Regions from separate parts of the Homo sapiens genome. Here region 1 is linked to region 2. Evidence: read pairs that join two places in POLR2A ChIA-PET (ENCODE). Cell type or tissue: OCI-LY7. All regions are shown on one strand. Links, peaks and the distances in the headings refer to the core of each region. The heading gives the core; the rest is flanking DNA.

Evidence for each region. Peaks named below come from ENCODE experiments on the same cell type or tissue, not always from the same donor. Only the 100,000 strongest peaks of a DNase experiment are listed, where the experiment ranks them.
Region 1: POLR2A ChIA-PET joins it to region 2 with 10 read pairs; 9 of 35 experiments call an interaction of 5 or more read pairs at or near these places.

Annotation. Positions count from the first base shown.
Region 1 is chr6:52,532,458-52,540,794 of GRCh38, reverse strand. It overlaps TRAM2 (translocation associated membrane protein 2), which reads left to right. Exons shown (of 11, transcript NM_012288.4): 2 at 4,949-5,012. Among named protein-coding and RNA genes, the nearest start is that of TRAM2, 40 kb to the left of the region's middle. RefSeq lists enhancers at 3,196-3,255, 3,506-3,595, 3,776-3,825. In OCI-LY7, for the core only: CTCF peaks have their summits at 4,055 and 4,257; DNase peaks (open chromatin) are centred at 3,354, 4,054, 4,894 and 5,624; H3K4me3 peaks cover 3,153 bases; H3K27ac peaks cover 4,269 bases.
Region 2 is chr6:52,404,432-52,412,768 of GRCh38, reverse strand. It overlaps PAQR8 (progestin and adipoQ receptor family member 8), which reads right to left. Exons shown (of 2, transcript NM_133367.5): 2 at 4,992-8,337. Among named protein-coding and RNA genes, the nearest start is that of EFHC1, 12 kb to the left of the region's middle. In OCI-LY7, for the core only: CTCF peaks have their summits at 4,317, 4,976 and 5,179 (motif pointing left); a DNase peak (open chromatin) is centred at 5,168.

The sequences.
Region 1 (8,337 bases), core at 305-8,304, 130 kb before region 2:
GCTATTAAACTCAATAATGTTTCCTATAAACAGCCTTAGAGGGATGAGAAATAATTGGAATGACATTTTTAATAGGCTCCTGGTTCTCAGCCCTGTGTGCTACAGGAACTCAGCTGGTGCTTGCGGAGAGGGACTTGTTAGTGGTTTCATCCCTAGTCTGAGGTCGGGAGAGGGTCATGGAGTGAAGACTTGGGGTGCTAAAGGACCTTTTAAGGCACAGAAGAAGGCTGAAGAAGTAAGTCTGCTCTTGACTAGTGCTTTTTGCTTTTTTAATGGATGGATGTGGTCAATCTAGAAGCTGATCACTCCTTCAGGTGGCTGCAGAAAAGCTTGGAGCCAAATTTCTGGCCACCTTTAGCCAATGAGTAGGACTTCCTGGAATGCATTTTTGTGGATCAGCCTCATTCCTTGCTTCTTTTCTTTGCCTAAAATGCATATTTTTTGTGTTCTTTCCTGCTTCCATTTTACATTACCATTCTATTCTATGTGCAGTATTGTGTGCCTCCTAAGTTTGTTTTTGGGACAAGGTTTTTAAAAAATCAAGTTGAATGTTGCCTTTTCTGCTTGTATAGTTGTGAGGTCTCGGGAGGCTACTTTATCTCTCTGTGCCCCAAATTTGGCTTTTTCATCTATAAACCAGGGAAACTGACACCATCTTGTTGAGATATGGTAATGTGGGAGCAAGCATGGCTGTTTACAGAGAAAGTTGCACTTTTTAGAATGGTTTCTGCTGCTACTACCAGGGGGGCTAGGGATGGAAAAATACTGGGATCTAGTATTTTTGTCATGATTATGGCCGTAGATCCTGTTCTCTCAGAATCATGTTCAGAAAACATGTTAAGCATTCATCTGTAGTCACTAAATATTATAGCTGCTTACAGTATGAGTTTGTCAAATAGGAATTTATGAGAAACCTACTATTCACCCAGCTCTGGGACAGACCGAGAGAGAGAAGACATACAGAGAAGAATAATCGTGGACAGATGACAGGATGAGGGTCAGATAGCTGAGCACAGCACCGACTCTCTCCTGCTTAGTCACTGTGTTCATTTAAGCATTTGCTGAGTGCCGCTCTGTTCTGGGGCAGTTTGAAGCCATCCATGGATGTGCACCTCAAACAAGGCAAGTCAGATCATCAAGGCAGGTCAGATCCCCACGCTCCTACAGCTTATGTTTCCCCAAGGAAGAGACAGTTTAAAAATAAAGATAAATGCTTTAGAGCTGTACACTTAAAATGGGTGATTTTTTTTTTTTGTTGTGTAAATTATACCTGAATACAGTTGTTAAAAAAGAAAAAAAATCTTGGCCCTCATGGTGCTGACGTTCAGGTTTTCCCTGATACGTTTGATCCTTATTATTTGTGGATTTTGTTTTTGCAAATTCGCTTACTTGCTGAGATTTATTTGTAACCCCCAAATCAGCTTCTTTGGTCATTCACAGAGATGTGCAGAGCTGCAAACACTTTTGGGTTGCCCAACACTCACATTCCCAGTTGAGGCCAAACAAGGCGACACTCTGCCTCCAGTTCCGGCTCTCATCCTGTAGACAGATGTCCTTTTCGTAGTCTCTTTAGTGCCACATTTTTTGCATTTTTCTGCTGCTTTTTGGTGATTTCACTATTTAAAAATGGCCCCCAACTGTCATGCAGAAGTGCTGTCTAGCATCCTAAGCGTAGGATGACTATGATGTGCCTCATGGAGATAGCATATGTGGTTAGACAAGCTTTATTCTGGCATGAGTTATGGCGCTGTTGGCCATGAATTCAATGTTAATGAATCAACAATATATGTTAAATTAGGTGTCTTTAAACAGAAACACACATAAAACAAGGTTATGAATTGATCTGTTGACAAAAATGGGACCAGAGGCTTGCAGGAACCTAACCCTGTATTTCTCCCAGGAACAAGGTTTCAGTGTTCACTAATTCAGTGTTTGCAGTGACTTGAGAGAACATAATTCATGTGAATGATGACAGTTAACTGTATATGTTGGGTGAGGGCAAGAATATATGTAGAGCCCACATACCAGATGTCTATCTTCCTTTAAAAAAAATGCAAAAGTTCTCAGACTTGGCAGCGCATTGGAATGCTCTGGGGAGTTTGACAAAATGCCCATGCCCCAAAGAGTCTGGTTTAATTGGCTGGGGTGTGGCTCAGGCACAGAGATTTTAGAAGCTCCCCCAGGGATTCTAATGTGCAGCCGGAGTTGAACACCAGTGCTCTTCCCATTGAATGATAATGTGTCCTAGAAGTGGACCCTGGCCAACTGAAGGAGGCTCTGTGGGGGCCAGCAGCACCTCCTCATACCCGCCCAAGACCCAGAGCCCAGGGCAGGGTGTCCGGTTGGCCCAGCTCCTGCCCTGAGGAGAGGGTCTATCCCCTCCATCCTCCCATCCCCCGTAGTGACCCCACACACATCCTATGCCCACACACAGCTGGAGAGAGGCTTCCCTCAGGAAACCCTGGTGCCATTAAGAGAGGAGAATGGATGGCAGACAACCCAAGCCCCACAGAGGTCTCCACCCTGTGCTCTAAAAGACATGTGCATTTCTTGAATGAAATCAAGTGGGAGATATGTGCCTAGGCAGGGTAGAGTGTTTGGTTTATGCCTGCCTGCTTTCTCCTGGCTCCTCCTTTCTCTCATTTCTTCCAACTCCTCTGATCTTCCTTCACAGGGATTTCAGGCTGAGAAGATGAGGTTTATTTTCAGAGGAGTCATGTCAGACAATATGAAGTGTTAGGTGGTTGGGCCAGGAATGACCTATATGAGTGGAGTTCAGAGAGGGAGAGCCAACATGGCTAGCGTGGGCAGGAGGGGCTCTGTGGCAGAGCTGGATTCAGGTGGCTTAGTGCCTGGAAAGGTCTCACAGAGAAGGCCGTTGATGGTAGAGGACAGCCTGGATGATGGCACTGGGGGCAGCTCCCACGACAGAGGGGGAATAAGTACAGCTGAGTGAAGCTGACTTGGCTTTTGATTTTTCATCTTAAGCAATGAGCCGTTACTGAGCACTTACTGTGTGCATCTGGGCTCCTTACGTAAGAGGGGCTGCGAGGATAAATGGGAACGGGACGGCACAGTCCCTGCCTGTGGGACTGTGAGGAGTCTGATGAGAACTGTGGAGGAGGTGAGAGCCTGATGAGAACTATGAACAAGGGTATGGAAATGATAAATACAGCAGAGCATGACACAGAGTGCATCCGGCAAGCAGAGATCATGCCCCTTGAACAGCTGGGAATGGCTTCACAGAGGTTACAATTGAGGTGGGTCATGAAGGGATGTGTGAGATTCTAATCAGGAGAGCTGTGTGTGTGTGGTGGTGGGTATAGGAAAGGTAGGACGCAAACTGAGAGTGGCTAAAACTCCCCAAAGGAAGTGGTGAGTAGAATATATTGGCTGAAACCCAGCACATCTGTTCTAAAGAAAATACAGGCAGTTGGACAGGAAGGTAGGTCGAGAACACTGAAAAAGGTCTTGACCAAAGGTAATAAGGTTTTAGGGTGGGGATTAGGAAGACCTGTATATTCGGATAGGGCTTGGTGTTTTCTATCACTCCTCTTAGCTAATCTCATTTGGGTTTTTCCCTGCAAGCCTGATAGGACATGTCTAAGGCTGCAGCACAAAGACACGAGAAGTCTTGTCCTGCATCTCTGTGTACAGAGTAAATGACACCCACTGAATGGGATGGGTCTTGTTGACCAGGGGAGTGGGGAGATTTGCTCTTTAAAGGAGAGGGTTGTCTCTAGAGGTAGCTGAGGATAGTGACCTCTCACTGGCATGTCTGGGCAACACAGGGCATCTGTGATGTATCATTCACTCATTTCCATGCTGCCTTTGCCACTGTCCAGTGTGTTTGTCCTCCACCCTATCCCTCACATGTGCATCCTTCAAACCTCTGTTAGAGAAGAACCAGCACCCCTTTATTGACGAGGTGTCTCCAGAGGGCCCTTGGGAAAGGCCTGGTCCTGGGCTGCCTCCTCACCTGGCCTTGCTGCAGGTTTCAGAACAGTGTGGATGGTGGTTCTCAGGCCCACCTGCACATCCGAAACCTCTGGGGAGCTTTGAACAACGCTAGCAGCTGGGCCAGCGCCACACCAGTCTGTAGTACCCAAACTAGCTGAGGTATTACAAGCACCCCTGATTTTATGGACAAGCAGACTGAGGCTCAGCGTATAAGATTACTTGCTGGTAGATACATAGCAAGAAAATGGCAGAGCTGGCATTTGAACCCAGGTAGTCGATTCTTGAGTCCAACCTTCAAACCCCCAGGTTTTGTCATCCCTCCCCTGCTGGCTAAACTGTCACAGTACTGATTTGGCCATTCATAACTAGGTGGCAACCACAGTTTTTTGTTTCACAGCACAACTAAGATTTTAAAGGCAGTTTTTGAAATAAACAAACCAGGAATGTGGGATGTTACTTCTGGCCCCATGCCTCCCAGTAAGGTAGATGTGAAATTAGCAGCTGGAATTCTCTGTTTCTGAAGCTCAGGTGTCGACTTTCAGGGCTGCTCTCCAATGCACAGGCAGCCAAAGTGCTGTGGAAACCTCAGCTAGGTCCTAACCTTCTTGAAGGTTGTGACTTTATTTATTAGTTTCTGTCTTCCACAATGCTGATGCACAGAACTAAACTGATAAATATCTGAATGAACGAATGGCTGACAAATTTGTACTATTCACTTGTGAGCTCCTGTCCTGCCATGCACAGCTTGTTTCATCTCATCTGCAGTGAGTACCAGTCTAGATACCATCTGAGTCCCAGGGTACAGGTATTGAGAGGTATGTCATTAAAGAAAAATAGAACAAAAACTAATGCTAACTCTGCATTAGGCAGAACCGTTCAGTCAAGAGGTTTGAGGGTCTAAGATGTAAAAGGGGCGGTTAGCAGCTTCCACTTGTTTCTTTTGATGTGGCCAAAAGCTAAACTGGAACTCTTTTCCTTTGTTTTACAGGTCACAGCCAAGACTGCCTTTCTATTTATTTTACCTCAGTATAACATTAGCGTGCCTACAGCAGGTAAGAATCACTGGTCTCCATCTTCTCCTGGCCCTGTTAACCCTGAAGGACCTGGAAAGCTTCCTTTTCCCCATCTGTGTACAATTTTTTTTTTTTCCCCCATGACGGAGTCTCTGCTCTGTCACCCAGACTGGAGTGCAGTGGCACAATCTTGGCTCACTGCAACCTCCACATCCCAGGTTCAAGCAGTTCTCCTGCCTCAGCCTCACAAGTAGCTGGGATTACAGGCGTGTGCCACCACGCCCTACTAATTTTTGTACTCTTAGTAGTGAAGGAATTTCACCATGTTGGCCAGGCTGGTCTCGAACTCGTGACCTCGTGATCTACCTGCCTTGGCCTCCCAAAGTGCTGGGATTACAGGCATGAGCCACCACGCCTAGCTGTGTACAATCTTTTTAGATATTTCAACCAGCCTCTGGCAGCCTCCACCACTGAGATTGCAGTGGTGCAGCATTAACCGCTAAGAACTTCCCTCTCTTCTGCTCTCTGTCTTCTTCATCAGAAGAGGACCTGCTGCACCACGTGGTGCTTTGTGCAGCTCCTACTCCTTTCTCCAAAGCATCTAACATTGAGTTCTGTTGGAGACAGGATGTGAGGCATCATGACCATTGATCTGTTCTCCAGAGCATGGCTTCCTTTTAACATTTTCAGAGGAGAATGGGCAGGATGTTGCGTTTTGATAGTGCATGGAAGCATGGTTGGGGCCCAGGGTGCTGCACTCTGACTGGGTTGGGGTAAGGACCAAACCTCAGGCCCAGCCACAAGTCTTGTCACAGGACTGTTGTTAAGGCTCACTGACTAGAGCTGCTGCATCACAAGCTTCCCCCATAGTGGCTGAGCATTTCCAAGCACTTACAGGGAGCCCAGCCAGCATCATGCCAGGTACCAGAGCGGCCTCACAGGCAGTTCCCAGTACAGTTGAGGGGCTACAGCTCAAGGAGCAGCAAGGCCAGGCAGGTAAATCGCTGAACTGGACAGGGGAGAGGGTCTATCTAAAGGAGTAGCTGCTGCTCACTTCCAGCCAATTGTCACATAGGAGTGTAAAACCTGTGAGCCTAAGAGCTTCCTTTTCCACCCCCTACAAAAGAATCCAAAGAAATCTCTTTTTAGGTAGAAATACTCTGATTTTTAAATGTTGCCAACTAATTTAGAAATTCTGCAAACACCATGCGGGTCAACATTGTGTAAACCAAACCAACACATCTGAAGGCTGAGTCCAGCCCTCGGGCACAGGTCTGCAACTTAGGGGTTCTCCGATCCCGCCACCAGCACCAGAGTATCGCTCCTTTCTCAGTGGCAAAGTCCTGGGCAGCCTCTTGATGAACAAAGGAAGGACTTTTGTTTGCTGAACCTAGTTCTTTCCTCTTTATTCTTTTTGTTGTTGTTGTTTGTTTGTTTGTTTGGATGGAGTTTCACTCTTGTTGCCCAGGCTGGAGTGCAATGGCCTGATCTCGACTCACTGCAACCTCCACCTCCCGGGTTGAAGCGATTCTTCCGCCTCAGCCTCCCAAGTAGCTGGGGTTACAGGCATGCGCCACCGTGCCAGTCTAATTTTATGTTTTTAGTAGAGACAGGGTTTCTCCATTTTGGTCAGGCTGGTCTCGAACTTCCGACCTCAGGTGATCTGCCCACCTTGGCCTCCCAAAGTGCTGGGATTACAGGCGTGAGCCACCGTGCCCAGCCTTTTTTTTTTTTTTTGGACGGAGTTTCCCTCTTGTTGCCCAGGCTAGAGTACAATGGCGCGATCTTGGCTCACTGTAACCTCCACCTCCCGGGTTCAAGTGATTCTCCTGCCTCAGCCTCCCAAGTAATTACAGATGTGCACCACCACGCCCGGCTAATTTTTTGTATTTAGTAGAGAAGGGGTTTCAGCATGTTAGTCAGGCTGGTCTTGTACTCCTGACCTCAGGTAATCTACCCGCCTCAGCCTCCCAAAGTGTTGGGATTACAGGCATGTGCCACTGCACCCGGCCTTTTCCTCTTTATAGTAGAGAGGTGACTTGTCTTGACTTTAAGGTGAGATTCTTTTCCTTGTCTGGCTCTGCCAGCTACTAGCTAAAGGACTTTGGGGGCAAATTCCTGAACCTGTGGCTCATGGAGGATATAGCCATGAATCTTTCCTGGGCCCACCATCCCCTGCAGTCACTGTGGCCAGGCTTGGAAGGAAGCCATGCTTTTCTGGGGCAACCAAGTCAGTTTCTTCATCTGAGAGTCAAACTGAGGGACATTGGCAAAAGAGGAAGAAAGCTCTATGCTACTAAAGAGACTGGAGAGCATCTCTGTCCTCAGTGGGCCAGGAAACATGTGGCCAGCACCAGTGGTCAGGAAGCAGACAGATGCCCGCTCATCCCAGGGCACACTCTAGTGCTGGGGGGCACGTGGATGATGTGGCTCAGGGCTATGTGTTCTAAGTCAAATCCGGGCTTATTTACTCTTGCCTCTTGAAAATCCTAATAACAGAGACTTGGCTGTACTCAAGATTTACTGATTTATTTTTTAGTTTAAAAAAATTGTAAAATCTATATAACATAAAATGTACTATCGTAACCATTTGTAAGTGTGTAACTTAGTGGCATTAGGTACATTCACATTGTTGTGCTACCATCACCACCATCTATCTCCAGAACTCTTTTCATCTTGCAGATTGAAACTCTGCCCACCAAACCCTAACTCCCCTTTCCCCACCCCCTCTAGCCCCCAACAGCCCCCATTCCATTTTCTGTCTCTGTGAATTTGACTACCTTAGGTACCTCATATAAGTGAAATCATATATAGTATTTGACCTTTTGTGACTAGTTAAAATTTATTCTTAAACACTTTTTCAAAATACATTTATATGAGTGATATATAACTCTTAGAGAAAAATTATAACACAGAAAACCATAAGAAGATAAAAGTTACACAGGACCCCATCACCCAGAAAAAAACTAAAGTTAGAACGTTTTGGAATATTGATTTATAACACAATTTTTTGTTTTTATAATATGATGAACCTTTTTGTGTGTCCTCGATTATCATTCCATTTAACCAGATATTCTGAAAAGCTGCAGGATGTTTCTTAATAGGGATTACCACAAATTATCCAATCAGCCCCATATGGATATTTAGGTTTCCTGTTTTTATTGTAAATAGTACTACAGTGAACATTCTTGTGGCTAAATTTTTACATTTATTTGTGATGACTTTCTTAGGATAACTTCCTATTACTGGAATTTCTGGGTTAAGTAGTATGTAAAGGTTTTATGTATGTATTGCCAAAATACCTTCTGTCATTTAATACTCATGACCCATAAACCCTAAATTTAAAGTTGTTTTGTAAATATAA
Region 2 (8,337 bases), core at 210-8,209:
TCTGGGTGGTGTGTGTGTGTACCAATGGAAGGTTCTTCCTGATGCCTGAGAGAGTCTTTGATCATGCAGACTGAATGTCAGGGAAGGAATGTGGAGGAAAGCAAGAAATCCCCCATTTCCCAGGGAAGATGAACTACATCTTATTCCGTTGTGGGTGGAGAAAAATCCCTCCCAAGGACAGAGAGCTCCTGTTCTGGTGAGAGACGTCTGGGAGCCCTTGGAGAGTGTGGATGAATTTGTGCAGAACTCACAACACCCTGCTCAGCGTGAAGTGATAGAAATAATGACTGTGGGCCAGGTGCGGTGGCTCACACCTGTAATCTCGGCACTTTGAGAGGCTGAGGCGGGCGAATCACCTGAGGGTGGGAGTTCGAGACCAGCCTGACCAACATGGAGAAACCTGGTCTCTACTAAAAATACAAAATTAGCGGGGCGTGGTGGCACATGCCTGTAATCCCAGCTACTAGGGAGGCTGAGGCAGAATCGCCTGAACCTGGGAGCTAAAGGTTGTGGTGAGCTGAGATTGCGCCACTGGACTCCACCCTGGGCAACAAGAGCAAAACTCCATCTCAAAAAAAAAAAATAGAAAAAGAAATAATGACTGTGTGATTACCACTAGCACTTTCCGAACACAAACTTTGTGCCGGGTACTGTGTGCAAAGGTATTTTTCCTGGAGCAAAATTAGTCAGATTCCAAGATAATTTGTTCTTGTTTAGAAAAGAGAAAACACTAGATGGAGATATTTTGCATGTTGCCATTGCTGTCTTTAAGAAATTTGTTTAGCCTGGAATCATGCTCAAATTTATTTTAATGAGGAATAAGATATATTAAAAGGTCCTAAAGATGAGAAAGTATTCACTAGAGTCATTTTATAAACATTAGAGAAGCATGCAAAAATAATTTGAAGTCAGTGGTTCTTAAAGTGAGTTTCTGTCCTTCAGATCCTTCAGGTCATTACAGAGGGCTTCTGAGATTGTAATGTGAGTAGCGCCATGTTGTATTCTAGCACAAAATACACTTAGGAATCTCAGCCTTGGTACCATTCGACAATAACAGTATAAGGACTTTTGCTTGGCTAAAGTGTCTAGAAATAAAATGAGAACTGCATCCTTAGGTTTACTTCATTTATCAGGGGTGGGGAGATGGAAATCTACATTACACTTCCCTCTTAATTTTAAACTTTTTATGGTTCACACAAGTGACAATGTGAGAAGTTAGAGGAAAGAATCTTCTACATTCACTTAATTTTAGTGGCTAAGAATATAGACTCTGGATTCAAAGGCCTGAGTGTCTGTGAGATTCCATTACTTAAGAGCCAGGTAGTTGTGGGCAAATTTACTTTATGCCTCAGTTTCCTCATTTGCAAAATGGAGGCAGTATTAGTGCCTACCTCACAGGGCTACTATGAGGGTTAAATGAAGGAATCTAGGAAAACAGCTCAGCTCAGTTCTTGGCAAGTGGTGAGTACTAGATAATGTAAACTGTTATTATCCCCAATTTATAGGCTCTGCCTTAGACATGTCATGTCATTTCTGCCCAGAGGATTATCCAGAGTACAAACTAGTGTCCAAAGAATGAGAAAACATTCAAAGCCTATGTCAGAAGCAGAGGTCAACATTCTGGGCACTTTAAAAATGCTCTGGGAGGAATCTGGGAAGAATTCTGCAAGCATGAGAGTGTGGCCACAGGAACACAGAGTTTGCTGGCCTACACATGGAATAACTTGATGTCAGTCTGGTTTTGTGCATATTGCAGGAAACAGAATTTGCTCTATTTCCTAAAGGCAAAGTAATGTGCAATTAGTAATTAATCCATATCGATAGATAGCTACCCTGAATTTCCTTGGACAGAATTCTTCCTCACATACCCCATTCCCAAAGTCACAGTAAAAGCAATTCTTCACAAGACCTATACAACTTGTCCTCATCTTCTGCTGTATTTTCCCTCTCTGCATTTTCCCTCCTGGCCATTCCTGGCATGCCCTAGGCTCAGAGCCCTTGCACTTCTTCCCTTTGCCTGGGTGAGAAACAGAGCTGGCTCCATCACCTTTTTTGGTATTCTTCCCTGATCCTGTTTAAAATGGCACACTTACCAATTTCTCCAGTCTATCTCTCTTCCTTGCTCTCTGTTTCTCCTTGGCACTGTTATCTTCTAATATATAATTTATTGATTTGGTTCATTGTTTCTCCATAAGGGCAGGAATTTGTGTGTTTTATTCATTCCTGTATCCCAGGTGCCTAGAACAGAGCCTGGTATCCAGCAGTGGTCACTGTGGAAGGACTGACAATGAATCCACATACTCACAGGTTCAGCAGGCCAGTCCTTACCTCCAGTAAAGGTATTTCTAGCACAGTCCTCTCTGAGAGCTTGATTCAGGAGAAACATTCCATGCAATTCTTTCAACATGAGAGACAATGTATCATTGGCTTGGATTAATGAGCCAGTATCAGCCACAACAACATCAAATTACCTACATAATATAATGTCAGAAGGGAGTGTAATGTCATTCTCGGTACTCCTGTAAACTGAGCCAGACGGTTGATTTTGTAACTTAAAGAATAAAATACTAGGCTGCTTAAAATTTCTAGTTTACAATATCTGTTTTTTCAGGAATCTTTACATGACACTGCTACACCTTTTATCATTGACAATATTTTGACATAAGCCTTATTTTTCCCTAACAGGGATTTTATTTTACTGATGGATCCAAGGATTATCTTTTCTTACTACTTTTCTAGTTTCTTTAATAAGCATATATTGCTTTAAGAAATAATCAAAGACTTTTTTGTGCTTTCTAGTAAGTCTGCAAAACTCTTTCATATGGCAGAGAAACATTTTTTAAATCCCATGTTCAAGTTCATATCTCTTGTCAAAATCCCGGGGAAAGGTGATTGTTTAAAGAACTGACAATCCCATCAAAAGATAAAAGGGAGGATTTGAGATTTGGCAGGACTTTCTCATCCAAGGATCCAAACATATTTTCAGGAAACTGACTGGAGAGTAGGACTTGACTTTATAATCCAGTCCCCAAGGGCCCATGGACAATGAACTTTGGGGTTCTGAGAAGCCTCTGTGATGCAATGAATGCTTTATTCTGCATCCAAGGATGTGGGTGGAGTGAAGTCACTTTAACTCAAAAAAGAAATGATGCAACCCTGGCTATGCATGAGATATTAGGATCAAAAGTTAAAAGATTATGTCAAAGTGTACATAATGCATAAAAGTGCTTCATTTGCTGTAAAAAGCTCTGCAAGTATTTGGTGCTGATGTTTCTGATTAGCTGGACCGTGAATTTTTCTGAAGGAAAAATGAGTTTAAACATTATAACTAGTTGTGTGGCTTCAAACCAGTCACTTGACCTTTCTAGTGTTTCCTAGTTCAATGGAGACCTGTTTGGCCTTACTTACCTCATACAGTTTAGAAGCTCATATTGATGTGGAAATGTTTTAGAAATCATAATGCACAATAAAATTTGAGCTGTTATTCTGTAGCCTTCCATATGGTCCAGGCCTCTTGGAATCTTAAAATATAGTGAATACCTCTTCCAGTGAGAATCCTGTTATGTAAGAAAAGCCCTTACCATAGATAGATATGCTCCCAAAGTTAATATTTAAATGAATTATCTTTTTAATGCAATGATTTTCCTTCCATGTTAAATTACTTCTATAATAATTCCACAAAGGATATGGTTATTGTTTTAAGGAGGTAGCCAGAGTGCAGCATGCTGTTTTCAACTTACCAAGTTAGGAACCTGTATTCAGGTTGGAACCACACATCCTCTTCCTTGAAGGATGGGACTTTATGTACCTGGGAAGTCGCTACTGCTTGTGGAAATTTAGGCCTTCTCTCTCTCTCTGTCTGGATGTGTCAAGGATCCCCATGACTGAGTTAAAACAACTAGAGGGTAGTGAGAAGGGTCGGAGAAGTAGCAGGAGTAACGGGAAGTAGAGGCAGCTTTAAGGTGACTGCCTTGCTACAGGGGAAGATGTTTCCAACCTCTGGAGGTAAAGGGGAGAGAGGGCTTAATCCTTATGAAGAAGTTCTGGCCCAAACCAGGTCCCAGCCTCCTGGCCCTCAGGCTGTGATTGGAACCACGATCCGGGGAGAGGGACCCTCATGGCCCAAGGAAAAGATACTGGTCCTCATTTAGCAGACGGCAGACTCTCTGCCCACAGAGTGTGTTTTTCCACACTGTGGTGTCTCCAGAGCCAAGGTGGTACCTTTCACCAATAGGTGCTCAATAAATTCTTGCTAAATTAATAACTGAAGAGTGGTTAAACTAGTAACAGTAACAACAGAAGGATTTTCAAACTGCCTGGGGCCCCTGCTGGTGAAAAAAAAAGGGTTTGGGCAAGAGTGACAACCATAATTCGACCAGTGGAGCCTCTAGCCATAGAAATGCTGTTTTCTTAGTGATTATGATAGTACTATAGCCTGAAGCTGCAGTTGCAGCTTCAGCAGTGCCTAGAGAATCACCTTTTACACAGCTCTTTTAATCTAACTTTGAAGGCTACATAATTAGTTGGTTAATAGATGCCACATTTCACAACACGTACATTGTAGTACCTGCTATAGTTAAATCATAGTATAATTCATAATTTTTACATTTATAAAATTGTAGCCAATGAATTAAAAATGTTGAAATCTTTTACACTATCATCTATGAAACTAGGAATATTTATTTAATTACATTGAAATCTTCAGAGAAATCAACTTCATAGCATTTTGTGGGGAAGCAATTTGTTCTACTCACAAGTAGGTATTAGGGTGTGTGTATGGGGGATATGTGTATGGGGGATAAGGCATGGAGATTTTTTAAAAGTTTTTATACTTTCCTGCTTCTTGGTAGAGATAGTGTCCTGACCTCCTTTTCCTGACAATGTTTGTATAAATAAAACCTTTCAGAGGGGGCCTCTTCAGGGTAGTCCTTGTTAAGACCTTGTCAAAGAAACAAAGTAGCTGTTTCTTTAAACTGCTGACACTACAACAATGCATATACAAAATCACTTTAATGGTTATTCATATAAGTAGATTTATATAGACAGAAAATAGCTCCATTTTTTTTTTTTTTTTTTTTTTTTTTTTTTTTGCCAAGCAAGCAAAACACAAGACCAATAGAATTAGTAGACAGAAGCCTTGGGGACAATGGCAGTGCCCTTTCTGAGTAAGACATGAATGCCATCTGGAGGATCCATTTGAAACTACAGTGCAGTAACCAAAGAACCTAATGTTTTCAAGCATAAAGGTACTTTTTGTGAACAGGTGGGCAACACAGGCAGGAATAACTACCTTCATTCTATGGACTTAAATTCCTATTTCTTTCTAGCTTCCAGTAGAAGACTCTTGAGAATATTGTTGTTGAGTGAAGTACTTTCCGCTGAAATGGGAAATGAACCCCTAGAGTCTTACAAGTATTATTAAGCATCAGTAAATACAGGTCAGGAAGAATTAGGCAAGAGAGAAGCAGGCAAATGTGTCCTGTTTGCTGTGTCCTGCCATCTCCTCTCCCTACACTGCATTTCATTCATGAGAGGATGTAAATGACTGATAGTTTAGTTTTTTCAAAGGTATTTACATTTTCATAGGTTGAAAGTCTAAATTAAGAGAGAGAGAGATAAAGTTAACCAGCAGAATTTCCAGTAGATATGTTGGAGGGGCTATGGTTGAATAAGCCATCTCCTTTATAAAATTGTTGATTATTCCTTTTAAACTAGGTCTGTTTCTTACTGATACACTAACTTTAACAAAAATGTTTTAAAAGGATTAATTCCTCAAAAGTCTGAGTAGTTAAAAACATCTGCATTTCCTAGTTTATTTCTAAGAAGATTCTGATATTCTGAGGGCATGTCATAGAGTCTCCTACCTCAATGCCTCTCAAATATCTCCTATTAAAAAACTGTTTCTAGGGCAGGCGTGATGGCTAATGTCTGTAATCCCAACACTTTGGGAGGCTGAGGTGGGCGGATCACTTGAGTTCAGGAGTTCAAGACCAGCCTAAGCAACGTGGCAAAACCCTGTCTCTACAAAAAATGCAAAAATTAGCCAGGTGTGGTGGCACGCGCCTGTAGTACCAGGTACTTAGGAGGCTGAGGTGGGAGGATTGCTTGAGCTGGGGAGGTCGAGGCTGCAGTGAGCCGTGATTGCATCACTGCACTCCAGCCTGGGCGACAGAGTAAGACCCTGTCTCAGAAAAAGAGATTAAAAAAAAAATTTCCAACCACTTGAGGGGCCAATACTTGTATAAATTAAAATTGTATGGCAATATCTTCATGCCTGTTCCTGTGCTCATCATGTCACAGGCCATTAACAATGTTCAGATTGGCACTGGTCTGTGCACCCATCTGATCATTGCTCTACCTCCGGTTCTCTCTTTTAAAAAATACGTGGATTTGAACTAAAGATCTCTGCCCACAATACCACCAGTTATATTCAAGAGCTTGACTTACACCTTCTTCCCTTCTGCTCTCTTCCCTCCCTTCTCCTTCCAACTTTCAAAATAAGTCTTTGAATCCGTAATAAAGAAAACTTCAAATAATTTCTAGTCCCTATTTTAAATTGACCTTCTACTAACAACGTATTTGCACAATTCCCCCATCCTCTTGTTCAGTTCAACCCAGTTCAGTTTTGCTAATTTTATTTGCCATAAATTTGTCCTAGACACCAGAAGCTTGTATAAGACACTTGGGTAACACAGAAGTTCAGATATTTGAGGATTAACAGGAGAAATCCATCTAAGAAAACAATGTAGCTGACAAGACGCATGCTTTCTTGATATAAAGATTATTGGAAAGCTTCAGTTGAATATGTTTGTTTGTGGCCAAAATAGATTGAGAAAGTCTTTTGATTGATAAGCAATTCTAGCTTTCTGAAGTTTCTTTCATTCACTAGTTGAAGAGCAATATATATTTTTTCTTATCCCAATAACCCAGAACAGAAAATTCTACATGAGCATATATTGTGTTCATACATTTCCATTTATAAGGCACAAAACCCACAAATCTCACAAAAAGGAAGAAAACAAAAGATTTGAAGACAATAAAGTAAACTCGGAGGAGGTTCATCAAACTGGAGTTAAATCATGTCCCTTTTTAGTAACTAAGGGACCTCATACTGACAGGAATCATTGCCTCTGAAAAGAGGGCTTCTGAGCCCTTCTTTTGACACAGCCTCCTTCACTGGATTAGTGCAGAAGTCAATCCTCAGGGAGGGCTGCATGGCCACAACACATCAATCCCAAGCACCACCTATCCCATAGAAGCTTCTGGGCAGCAATGCTCCAAACAAACCAGGGTGCCTGGTTCACATGTTCTCACCCAAAGGAGCCTTCAGGGACCAATCCACAGTAAACACACATGCTTGCCTATCCCAGTACTTGAGTATTTTATGGGTTCTGCTCTAAGCTGAAGCAGAACTGCCTGCCTGAGAACCCTGAACTAGGTTAGTTTTGTGGGTCCTTCGTGGGGCAGCATCTATGTAGGAGGCTGGACTTTGGGTTCCTCTTGAAATAATGAGGTCCCTAGAGGGATCCTTAGAACCAACTAATCCTACCAAGAGCTTTTAAAACATGCTGGTCAAATATGGCGATTCCCTGGTGCAACCCCCAGATCTCCTGGTCTGTTAGGCAGCCCTGATAACTCTCAAGTAATCCTGTAGTCCACTGGTAAAAAATAGATGGGTCCCATGATACCATATAGTATCTATGCTTATTGGCTGGGCCTCCTGGTGGCTCTTGGCACTGTAATTTCTAGTACTGTTTAGATTAGTATTATATGAGAATAAGCTTCCTGAATGTCCACATGAATCCAAGCATTTCCTGGAAGTATGACTGCTTCCTAGTCCTTTATATTACCATGCAAGGTAGGGATGTGAGTGAACAGCACGTCAGAGAAAACTGCCAGGTGTAGACAGTTATCCTGAGAAAAGGGTTAGTATTATAGTTGTCGAGAAAGGAGGGACCAGAAATCAGATGAACTGAGTAATTCATCATGTCATCTTGAAGGCTTTTCCACTCTGGACAATTTGAAATCCAAATGAAATTCGGTCCTTGGGTCAATTTATTCCATTACCAAAGAACAGCATAGTAGGATAGCCATTCCAACAGGGTGAGGACCAGCCACCTACTTACTTTCCAGTCCAATTTTATTATCCATTCAGCTTTTAGGAATTGCCCCTGGAGGCCATAGTCGGAATTTTGCTAAATTTTCAGGCATGAAGATGATTCTCCTTAATTCAATGTCTCATGAATCTTAGTCAAGATCCCTTCCCTTCCTGTGCCTTGTTAAGCTATGATCCAAAAGGAAAAGGAGTATTCCTTTTATTAACAACAACAAAACTCT